Regions from separate parts of the Homo sapiens genome. Here region 1 is linked to region 2. Evidence: read pairs that join two places in POLR2A ChIA-PET (ENCODE). Cell type or tissue: GM12878. All regions are shown on one strand. Links, peaks and the distances in the headings refer to the core of each region. The heading gives the core; the rest is flanking DNA.

Region 1 (5,388 bases), core at 322-5,321, 320 kb before region 2:
CTTTATCACATGTGAACCTTGGAAATTTCATCAAATGCATGTTTAATAAACAAATGAGTTGTTGTTTCAGACAAGCAGAGAGAGACTTTTAAGCTTCAGACTTTTGATAAATGACAGAAGCCCACTAACTGCTGAGGACCAGTCTGACAGGAATTGGCAACGATAACACACAGAACAATGAAGGGCCATTATCTTAGAGTTCACAGAAGAACGGCTTGGCATCTAGCCAGATGAATAATCAGTCTATTTTAGTGTTTATCACACAAACCAATGGATTTTTCCAAGTAATAGTAAATTACGTGTGGGTCTTTTCCTTTTTTAAAAAAGGATTTCCTGACAATCTGTGTAGAAGTTATAATAATATCTTTGTATATTTTCATAAAATGGTACATTATGCACCTACGATAAACAATGGGTCTTTGGTATCAGCTTTTTGATTTGGGGGTGTTTGGGGAATTTTATTTTTGGTGGTTCTCTTTTGACTTTGTTAGTCTCTATCAAAGCTGACTTTACCTTAGTCCAAATCTCCTAAAATACATGCTTGTGAGGCTACACTATATTAAATAAGGAAAGACACATTTCCCATATGGCAGCCTGGTCTCCATTCATTCAAAGAAGAGAGAGGAGCAAAGGTAACCTGATACTCAAACATCATCTACAATGTATAACTCAAGGCTTATACATATATATCTTTGTAACCAAATATCTGTATTCATTAGCACATGGCAGCAATTGCTGCTTCATTAGCACATCTCCAATTTTAACTGCCTTGTCATATTATAACTAAAATCTAAATTGTTGGTTGTGAAGAGAAAATAGTCCTAAAACTCAAATCATTAAAGGTTTTATTAGTAAACTGTCCTAAAGAAGTCAAACATTTGTGTTTTAAATATTAATAGGGGCATTCTTAATTTTTAGTAACTGGAGACTTTATATATCCATTAATACATTTCCTAGAAAAATTAAAACATGACTTGATCTTGTCTGTATTTGGTGCAAATTTAAAAATTATATTAAAGTAATTGCTGAAATTTCAAATAATGATTAAAATGTTCAAAAATCCAATATCTATTAACAAAAAGTCTCAGCAAAATATGAATAGTAGGGAATGCCCTCAATCTGATAAAGGGCACTACTAGGGTTTGAATGTTTTTGTCTCAACCAAAATTCATGTTAAAACTCAATCCCAACACACCAGTATTTGAAGGAGTGGCTTTTGGGAGGTGATTGAGTTACGAGGACTCCATCCTCATCGATGGGATTGGTTGTCCTTATAAAAGGGCTTATCTGAGTTTACCCCTTTTTGCCCTTCCATCTTCTGTCATGTGAGGACACAGCATTCCTCCTGACCAGAGCATGCCAAGTTCACAGTGCCACCTTAGAAGAAGACAGGAGCCCTCACCAGGTGCCAGAACCTTGATCTTGTACTTCCCAGCCTCCAGGACTATAAGAAAATACATTTCTGGTCTGGCACAGTGGCTCATGCCTGTAATCCCAGCACTCTGGGAGGCCGAGGCGGATGGATCACCTGAAGTCAGGAGTTCAAGACCAGCCTGGCCAATATGGCAAAACCTGTCCCTACTAAAAATACAAAAACTAGCCTAGCATGGTGGCCCATGCTTGTAATCCCAGCTACTCAGGAGGCTGAGGCAGGACACTTGCTTGAACCTGGGAGGTAGAGGTTGCAGTGAGTCGACATCACACCACTGCACTCCAGCCTGGGTGACAGAGCAAGACTTCATCTCAAAAAAGAAAAAGAAAATACATTTCTGTTTTTTACATATTACCCAGTCTCAGGTATTTTGTTATAGTAGCACAAAATGAACTAAGGCACCTGTGAAAAACCTACAGCTAACTTCACATTTAATGGTAAAGACCTAATGCTTTTCCCTTGGCATTGGGAATGACCAAAGGATATCCACTCTTATAACCTCTATTTGAGATTGTACTGGATATCTTAGGTTGTACAGAAAAGTGAGAAAAAGAAATAAAAGACATACATATTGGAAAGGAAAAGTAAAACTGTCTTTATTTGCAGACAATATGATCACCTATAGAATATCCTATGGAATTGCTGAAAAAGCTACTACGACTAATAATTGAGTTTAGCAATGTTGTGGAATACAAGGTCAATATACAAAAATAAATTATATTCCTACAAACTGGTGATGAACAAACCAAACTTGATAATTTTAAAAGCAATACCATTTACAATAAAATAAAAATCGAAAATATTTAAGGATAAACTTTGAAAAAGACAACATTGCTGAGAAAAATTAAAGAAGACATAGTAACGGAGACATGCAGCATGTTGATGAATTAGCAGACTCAATAGTGTTAAAACATCAGTTCTTCCCAAATTGACCTTTACATTCAATAAAATTCCAATAGAAATTGTAGCATTCTTTTTTCTGTAGTAATTAAAAAGCTGATTCCAAAATTCATATAAAAATGGAAAGTACCTGGAATAGTCAAAACACATTTGAAAGAACAGTTGATAGACATATACTACCTGGTTTCAAAATTATTATATTCAAAATTATTATAAATCTACGGTATCAAAGGTATGGGGAATTGGCATAAATGAGACATTTCGAGTAACAGAATGGAAGACAGAGTCCAGAAAGAGACTCAACTGGTTTTCCGCAAATGTACCAGGTCAATTCAAAGGGGGAAAAATCTTTTCAATAAATGGTGCCAGAAAAATTAGTCATTATCCATCCCCCATGATTCTCAACACTTGATTCACATGATATGCAAAATATTAACGTGAAACTCATTACTGGCCGGGCACGGTGGCTCACGGCTGTAATCCCAACACTTTGGGAGGCAGAGGTGGGTGGATCACGAGGTCAGAAATTCTAGACCAGCTTGGCCAACATGCTGAAACCCCATCTCTCCTAAAATTACAAAAATTAGCCAGGCGTGGTGGCATGTGCTGTAATCCCAGCTACTCAGGAGGATGAGACAGGAGAGCCACTTGAACCTGGGAGGTAGAGGTTGCAGTGAGCCGAGATCGCACCATTGCACTCCAGTCTGGGTGACAGAGTGAGACTCTGTCTAAAAAAAAAAAAAAGGAAAGAAATGCATTACAGACCTCACTGTAGAAGTCAAAACTATTAGATCTAGAAGAAATACATAGAAGCAAAAAGGTTTATTTATTTTTTTTTATACAAGGTCTCACTCTGTTGTGCAGACTGGAGTGCAGTGGTGAGATCTGGGCTCACTGCAACTGCCACCTCCTGGACTGAAGTGATTCTCCCACATCAGCCTCCTGAGTAGTTGGGACTACAGGCAAGTGCCACTACTCTGAGCTAATTTTTGTATTTTTTGTAGAGACGAGATTTCTCCATGTTGCCCAGGCTGATCTCAAACTCCTGGGCTCAAGCCATCTGCCTGCCTTGGCTTTCCAAAATGCTGAGATTACAGGCATGAGGCACCATTGCCTGGTCTTAGAAGAAAATTCTATAGATGTTTAGTTTGTTAAAGAGTTCACAAAAAATCATGAAATAAAAGAGAAAACCAAATTTCACTTCATCAAAATTAAAAATATTTGCTTTTTAAAAGACATTACTATGAAAATGAAACAGCAAACCACAACTAGGAGAAAATCTTGACAAAACTTTTATCAGACAAAGACTTTATCTAGAAAATAAAAATATCTCTTCTAAATTAATAAGAAAGCAACTTTTTAATGGACACTTAAACACAGCAATTTGTTGAAATTGGGATTATATTGCATGTAATATTTTGAATCTTTATTTTATTTTTATTTTTTATTATATATTTATTTTCTGAGACGGAGTGTCACTCTGTCACCCAGGCTGGAGTGCAGTGGTATGATCTTGGCTCACTGCAACCTCTGCCTCCCAGGTTCAAGCGATTCTCCCACCTCAGCCTCCTTTTTTTGAGTTGGAGTTTCGCTCTCCAACTGTAGGCTGTAGTGCAATGGCGCAATCTTGGCTCACCGCAACCTCCACCTCCAGGGTTCAAGTGATTCTCCTGCCTCAGCCTCCCAAGTAGCTGGGATTACAGGCATGTGCCACCACGTCCAGCTAATTTTGTATTTTTAGTAGAAATGGGGCTTCTCCATGTTGGTCAGGCTGGTCTGGAACTCCCGACCTCAGGTGACCGGACCATCTTGGTCTCCCAAAGTGCTAGTATTACAGGGATGAGCCACCGCACCCGGCCCACCTCAGCCTCTTGAGTAGCTGGGACTAAGGCACATGCCACCACACCTGGCTAATTTTTGTATGTTTAATAGAGAGAGGGTTTCACTATGTTGGCCAGGCTATTCTCGAATTCCTGACCTCAAGTGGTCCAGCCGCCTTGGCCTCCCAAAGTGCTGAGATTACAGGTGTCAGCCACTGCACCCGGCTTGTATTTTGATTTTAATTTAACATTACATTATAAGCATTTTTACATATAGTGACATAATTTTTAATGCAATTTTTCTTTTGAATAAGAAACATTACATTGTTTATTACATACGTTGTTATATTATGTTATACATTGTATAATATAATTTATTTAACTTTTTTGGGGGAACACTTAGTACGTTCTCAAGTTTTCACTATTATATATAAGGCTGTGTTGAATATCTTTGTATGTTTGTGTTAAGCCATGTTCTTATTTTTTAGTTCAGATTATTAGAAACTGATAAATGACCAAAGAATATAAATATATTTAAGACTTCTGATACATAACGCCAAATTGATTTTTAGGAATTTTGCACCAATTTACACTCCTATTGAAAGTATATAAAAGTATATAAGATAGCCTGTCTTACCATATTCTTCAAAGCATTGAATGTCATGGGGCTCTTACATTTTAACACCATTTTTCCTCTCCATTTAAAGAAACAAGGAAATTCTTTGAAGGAAATTGTTATTTTGACATCCTATTTAAAATATATGACTCAGCTTTATGGAAAAGTAAAAACCAGAGCATTACTTTTATGAGATGAGCAGTGTCATATTTATTAACATTGCATTAAACTGCAAGTCATACATTTCTTACTCTAAAAAGCATGTTAATAATTTTATTTTTCTTTTGCTAATATACAAAATCTCTGCCATAAATAGTCTCTGACTCTAATACACAAGCAAGTAAACATTTTGTAAGACTTTTAAGGCATAGCTTGTGAAATGATGAGTTCACTTTTCTTTTTAGCTTAATGTTTTATTATAGGTTTTTGGTAGAAATTGTCACCTGGTGAAAAACGGTGATTACTTAGCAATCTGGTTTGCTAATGCCATCTTGAATTGCAGTTTCCATAATCCCCACATGTTGTGAAGAGACCCCATGGGAAGTAACTGAATCATGAAGATGGTTACCCCCATACTGCTGTTCTCATGATAATGAGTGAGTTCTCACAAGATCTGATGG
Region 2 (5,388 bases), core at 132-5,131:
CAGAAAAAACAAAACCAAAAAACTCTTGAGTCATAACTGTTTCTTTTAAAAAATTAATGTGATCCCATTATGTTTTTGGCATTTAATGTTTCTTTTGGCATTAAATTTCACAGAGAAGATGGCCAATTCCAGACTGTTTGTTTGTTTGTTTTCTCGTAGATAACCTGGAGAGCTGGATGTTGCTGGAGAATATCATTTGCTCATTCGGCAACTTGAATAGTGTAGAGAGGAAATTGGGGTTGCATGTGGGTCAGAAAAGAAGGGATGTTTGTCACTGAAGCTCTGTTTTCTCTCTTTGTAGAGATTATTGCACCAGAGGCCAGTATTTTTATATCCAGTTTTCTGTTCAGCTGACCTCTAATCCAAGTGCACAGAATGGGTACAGCTTCCTCTGGGATGTTTCCTGGGGCTTTTATCCACCAAATTGGGGAGTGTCCTGTCATTGTGGAGTGCTGTCCCTTTAATTTGGGAATACATTTGAATATATCAGAAGGAAATGGCCAGTTAGGTCAAATTTTGGATGAGAGAAAACTCCTGTGGCCGGCAGAGTTTCATTGGTGGCCCTGCTCCAATATACACTGCGGTTAGTGTCAATAGCAAAAGCACCTCCATGGGGAGTGGTCTTCATCTGTCTCATGGTCCTTCTTGCCTTCTCAGAGTGGGATTGAGGGTCCTGCCCCGCTTCCCCATTTTAGGAAAGTGCTCCCTCATGTCAGTATAACCCTAGGGCTGCTATTGAGAAACTGGGCAGGTGGCACACTGAGTTGCTGCAGAGTTTTCTGATGTACCCACAGGCTTGCTTCTTCTGCCCTGTCCCTGTAGCCTCTGACCTGTGGCTCTGTCTGGTCTACTGCTCACCCTCACCTCTTGCCCTCATTTCTCATTATTCAGGATTGCTGGTGATACTTATAAAGATTTGCTTAACTTCTTACTGCACTGCACCACTTCCAGAGTGGGAAAACCAGAGGGGGCTTTCAGTGAGAGCTTTTGATCTTGTTTCACCTTTGCTTTAATCTTCCCAGTTTATAAGATGTTGGCAACATCACTTACTCTCAGCACTGAAACTTTGTTCCAGTATTTTACTTTTATAATTTTGTCTGTTTCCGGGAGAAGGATTTGAAACAGACCTGTCACTTCCCTTGGAATTCAAGAGATTACAGAGAATTCTGCATAAATTGCAAATTTTGCATTTCATTTCCTTCTTAAGAATCAAAACACCCAAGTCACTTGATAAAACTTCTTTACCGATTTTTCTTCAGGTCACTCTCAGCATGTGGCTCAGCTCGTTCATTTTTCAGTTGATTCATATTAGCTTCCTTTGGATTTGTCCCCTGAATTTGAAGATGCTTCTTTTGTGAGGCCTATTGCCCAAAATGCTCTGACCACAACCACTCTGGAGGAGTGGGGTTCGTGCCTGAGGGAAAGAAAGGAGAGTAATTGCAGGGAGTAGAAGTGCTTGCATCCACCCTTATCCCTGGGCCACTGTCGGGTAGTGGCTGATAGACTGTAGAGACATCAATTATTTGGATTGGCCTCACTCCACGCTCTCAGTGATCCAGGCCACATCTCTTACTCTCTTACAGACACAATTTATTTTTGTAGATAATCTCTGGCAAAATGTTACTTTTTTGGCTTTGCTGTGCCCTTGAGAGTGCTATTGGGTATCTTTCTCCATCCATCAGGTAATTAATACCCAAAAAGGCAAACAAATCTTAAATATAGTTGGGAAGATAAATCTACTGCAAACAATAATGTTAGAATATAAAAGTGAATATACAGGATTTTTAGATTATCTTCCCTGTTGCCCATTATTGTTACCATAGATGATGAGTTGACTCTAACAGTGTGGACTGTATATCTGTAATTCCTCACCCTATTCCTTAAGTAAATCCCTTATTGAAATGATTTTATATACATTTCCGCTGCTTTCCACCTAACACCTTAGCTGTCTTTTCGAGTGTTATCTTTAAACCATTCCTACTAAATGAGATTTAGACTTTGAACATTATATATTTATATCATCTTTTTAAAGCTTTTTTATAGAAAAAGTATGCATTCTGATTTACTTTGTAAGGACTTCGAGTGATGTCCTTATTTAGAACATTTCCGTTTCTTTCTGACATTTACTAAGCTGTTAGAGAAAACTGATGAGCATAACTTGCTGTCTTCAAGTTACATCAGTTTTTTAGGGAGTTGAATGAGAATACATTAAACTTATTTTTAGAATGTTCCTTTTTATAAATGTATCATGTACGTCATACAGGCTTAGCAACCCCACTAATGTGGGAAGTGAGCATGTCAGATATTACTCCCTTTGCACGGTCAGGCTTAACCGAACTTAGAGAGGGCGATAGGGAACCACTGAAGAAAACTCCAAGTAATACAAGTAGTGGTATTTATAAACCTCTGAGTCAATAATGATTCAGCACTGAAGTACCCTGCTAAGGAGACTGTTTGGTTAAAGTGACATTGGTGTGAAATTAAAGCTGAGAACATTTGCAGTTCTTGTTTGACATTGTGGATATTTGGCACTGTGAGTAGGTAAAACATTTGGTATAAGGCCATTTTACTCTAGAATCATTTGTGTAACTCTTCACAAACTTGAAAAACAAACTTGCCTTCATAGATTCTTCCTCCCAGTTTTTAAAATATTAAAAACGGAAAAAAGACATCCTGCTTAAGTTCATTTAAAATTAAAATTAGATATCTAATTAGATTAAAAAACAGGATTAGCATTTTACAGGATTGGCATTTACTTTATGCCAGACTCATTACAATTACATGCTGTTGGTCTTACAATACCCATTTTACACATTATGAAGCTAAGGATTAGAGAGGTTAAAAGCCTTCTGAAAGTAACATAGCCACTGAATAATTTTCAGTCAAGATTCAAACTCAGGTCTTTGCTGTCAGACAGACCCAAATTCTCTACCCCAAGCTGCCTCCTGTGGCAAAAAGAAGGGAATTGCCATATTTAACTAGGCCACGTCAAATGAGCCAAACTTCCAAATTCAACTTGCGTTTCAAGTAAACTCCCTAAAATTTTAATTGCTAAATGATGGAGGTAACATTAGAAATGGTTTTAAAATTTTGGAGGATAAAAGCTTGATGTAAATGAAGGTGAAACATGTCTATCTTTGGCTTGATATTGGTAAAATTATAACCTCCAATTTTCATTCTTTTTTTCTTTAGAATTTTTGAAGACAGATTCAGGTCAAATTTGTCAGATTGGTGATGATTGCCAAATGTATATTTGAGAATCTTTCTTTCAGAATGACACTGGAATATGATGAGCTTCCTTAGTAGAATATGTGGGGGACCAAGTATTCAGGATTATTCCCTCAGTTGGCAATGTGAGGACAGACTGTACCAAGGATTTTGGAAGGCTTAGAAATACTCAGGCTCAGCAACAGTTTGCAAAGCAGTGTGTTCTTCCAACTGCCCCGGGGCGGGACTCTGCATAATGCAGCCCCCATCCCTCCAGAGAAAATCTGGCTCCTTGAATAACTGGACCATTTGTATTGCTGGCCAAGGTGAATTTGCGGAGAGAGAGAGAGAGGACTGCAGAAATATTGCATTGTGTCTTTTCAGCATGGAGAGTCCTGAGAGCTGCAGAAAGCAAATGTCAGAGAACAAAGCCACACATGTCTGGGTTCACAGAGTGATACATCATTTATCAATCTATATATTAATTTATTTGGGGGTCACAGGATGGCCAACTTTTTATTTTTCAGTTAAGAACATTAAAAAAACCCTACTATCTACTATCATTTCATGAAAGAAATGCTACTTTAAATCTAAAAAGAGGAAGGATATCATATCAGAATAAAGAACAAACTTTTAGATGGAATAGATGTAGCTTCATTAAAAACTCACTCTATTGCACTTATCTCTAATTTTTCTCAGCCTGCTGGAACTATGCCACGGATCAGCACTGCCTACAGACTGTTGTCTGACAATCCCTGAATGGGAAGCAATTTGAAACCAAACATGAGTTCTAGAACTTTAATCCACTCATCAGATCTGAGGGAAGTCTTGAAAAATATGTGCTTTCCAAAAAAGCAGCCTGGGCTTGGTGCAGTGGCTCACACCTATAATCCCTCCTATAATCCCTGAAAGGCTGAGGCAGGAGAATAGCTTGAGTCCAGGAGTTCAAGACCAGCCTGGGTAACACGGCAAGACCCTGTCTCTATGAAAATAAAAAAATTAGCCAGGTGTGGTGGCACATGCCCATAGGCCTAGCTACTCAGGAGGCTGAGGTGGGAGGATCACTTGAGCTGGGAGGTCAAGGCTGCAGTGAACCGTGATCATGACACTGCATTCCAGTCTGGGCCACAGAGCCAGACCCTGTCTCAAAAATTTTTAAAAATTAGAAAATTAAAAAGCAGCCTGGAACAGGGTCTGGTACATATTGTGTGCTCAAAAACATTGTTTAAACTGTAGAGAGACGAATGCCAAGTCCTAGGATTGAATCTAGGGAGTGGGCCCATTCAGGGGACAAAGAATTCCTCAAGGCCTCCCTTCACAGCTCCTCAGCCTCTTCGCCCCACTGGTGTAAAGCACTAGCGTGTGGGGGCTGCAGCCTGAGGATCAGAAACCTTCAGGAACCAGATGGTCTCCACTGGGGGTCCATGTTGGAAGGGCCAGTCTGGGCTGGGCTGCATCAGTGGTGCCTGCACATTCCCGCGGGGAGGTCCCCAGGTGTCCTCTGTGCCACTCTCTACCATGGTGGGCCTTGTGATTTTGTTGCTGGGCTCTCCGTGGGCCACAGAGGCATCAGGATGTGATGACGAAGAAGATCACCAACTTTTAAGACAGGCAGACCCGGTTGGAATCTTTATAATTAGACTTAATACCTAAAGGCGTCCTTCTCCTAAGAATAATACCTGAGTATCAAAACATAAACATGGCCAGCCATCCCAGAATAAGTAGAGGAGGAATAAATAAAAATACAAATGTTATATTATGGGCTGGGTGTGGTGGCTCATGCCTGTAATACTAGCATTTTGGGAGGCTGAGGAGGGGGGTGGATCACCTGAGGTCAGGAGTTCGAGACCAGCCTGGCCAACATGGCAAAATCCTGTCTCTACTAAAAATACAAAAATTAGCCGGCATGGTGGCGCACGCCTGTAATCCCAGCTACTCGGGAGGCTGAGGAAGGAAAATCGCTTGAACCTGGGAGGTGGAGGTTGAAGTGAACCGAGATTGCACCACTGCACTCCAGCCTGCATGACAGGAGCGAGACTCCATCTCAAAAAAAAAAAAAAAACCCACAAAAATTATCCAGGCATGGTGGTGTGCACCTGTAATCCTGTAATCCCAGCCACCTGGGAGGCTGAGGCAGGAGAATCACTTGAACCCGGGAGGCAGAGGTTGTAGTGAGCCGAG

The links. ChIA-PET counts read pairs that join two places held together with the same protein. Peaks named below come from ENCODE experiments on the same cell type or tissue, not always from the same donor. Only the 100,000 strongest peaks of a DNase experiment are listed, where the experiment ranks them.
Region 1: POLR2A ChIA-PET joins it to region 2 with 5 read pairs; 3 of 35 experiments call an interaction of 5 or more read pairs at or near these places.

The regions. Positions count from the first base shown.
Region 1 is chr11:110,312,428-110,317,815 of GRCh38, reverse strand. No RefSeq gene overlaps it. Among named protein-coding and RNA genes, the nearest start is that of RDX, 19 kb to the right of the region's middle. In GM12878, for the core only: no CTCF peak of the experiment used is centred there; no DNase peak of the experiment used is centred there.
Region 2 is chr11:109,997,172-110,002,559 of GRCh38, reverse strand. No RefSeq gene overlaps it. Among named protein-coding and RNA genes, the nearest start is that of ZC3H12C, 94 kb to the left of the region's middle. In GM12878, for the core only: no CTCF peak of the experiment used is centred there; a DNase peak (open chromatin) is centred at 2,379; H3K27ac peaks cover 1,622 bases.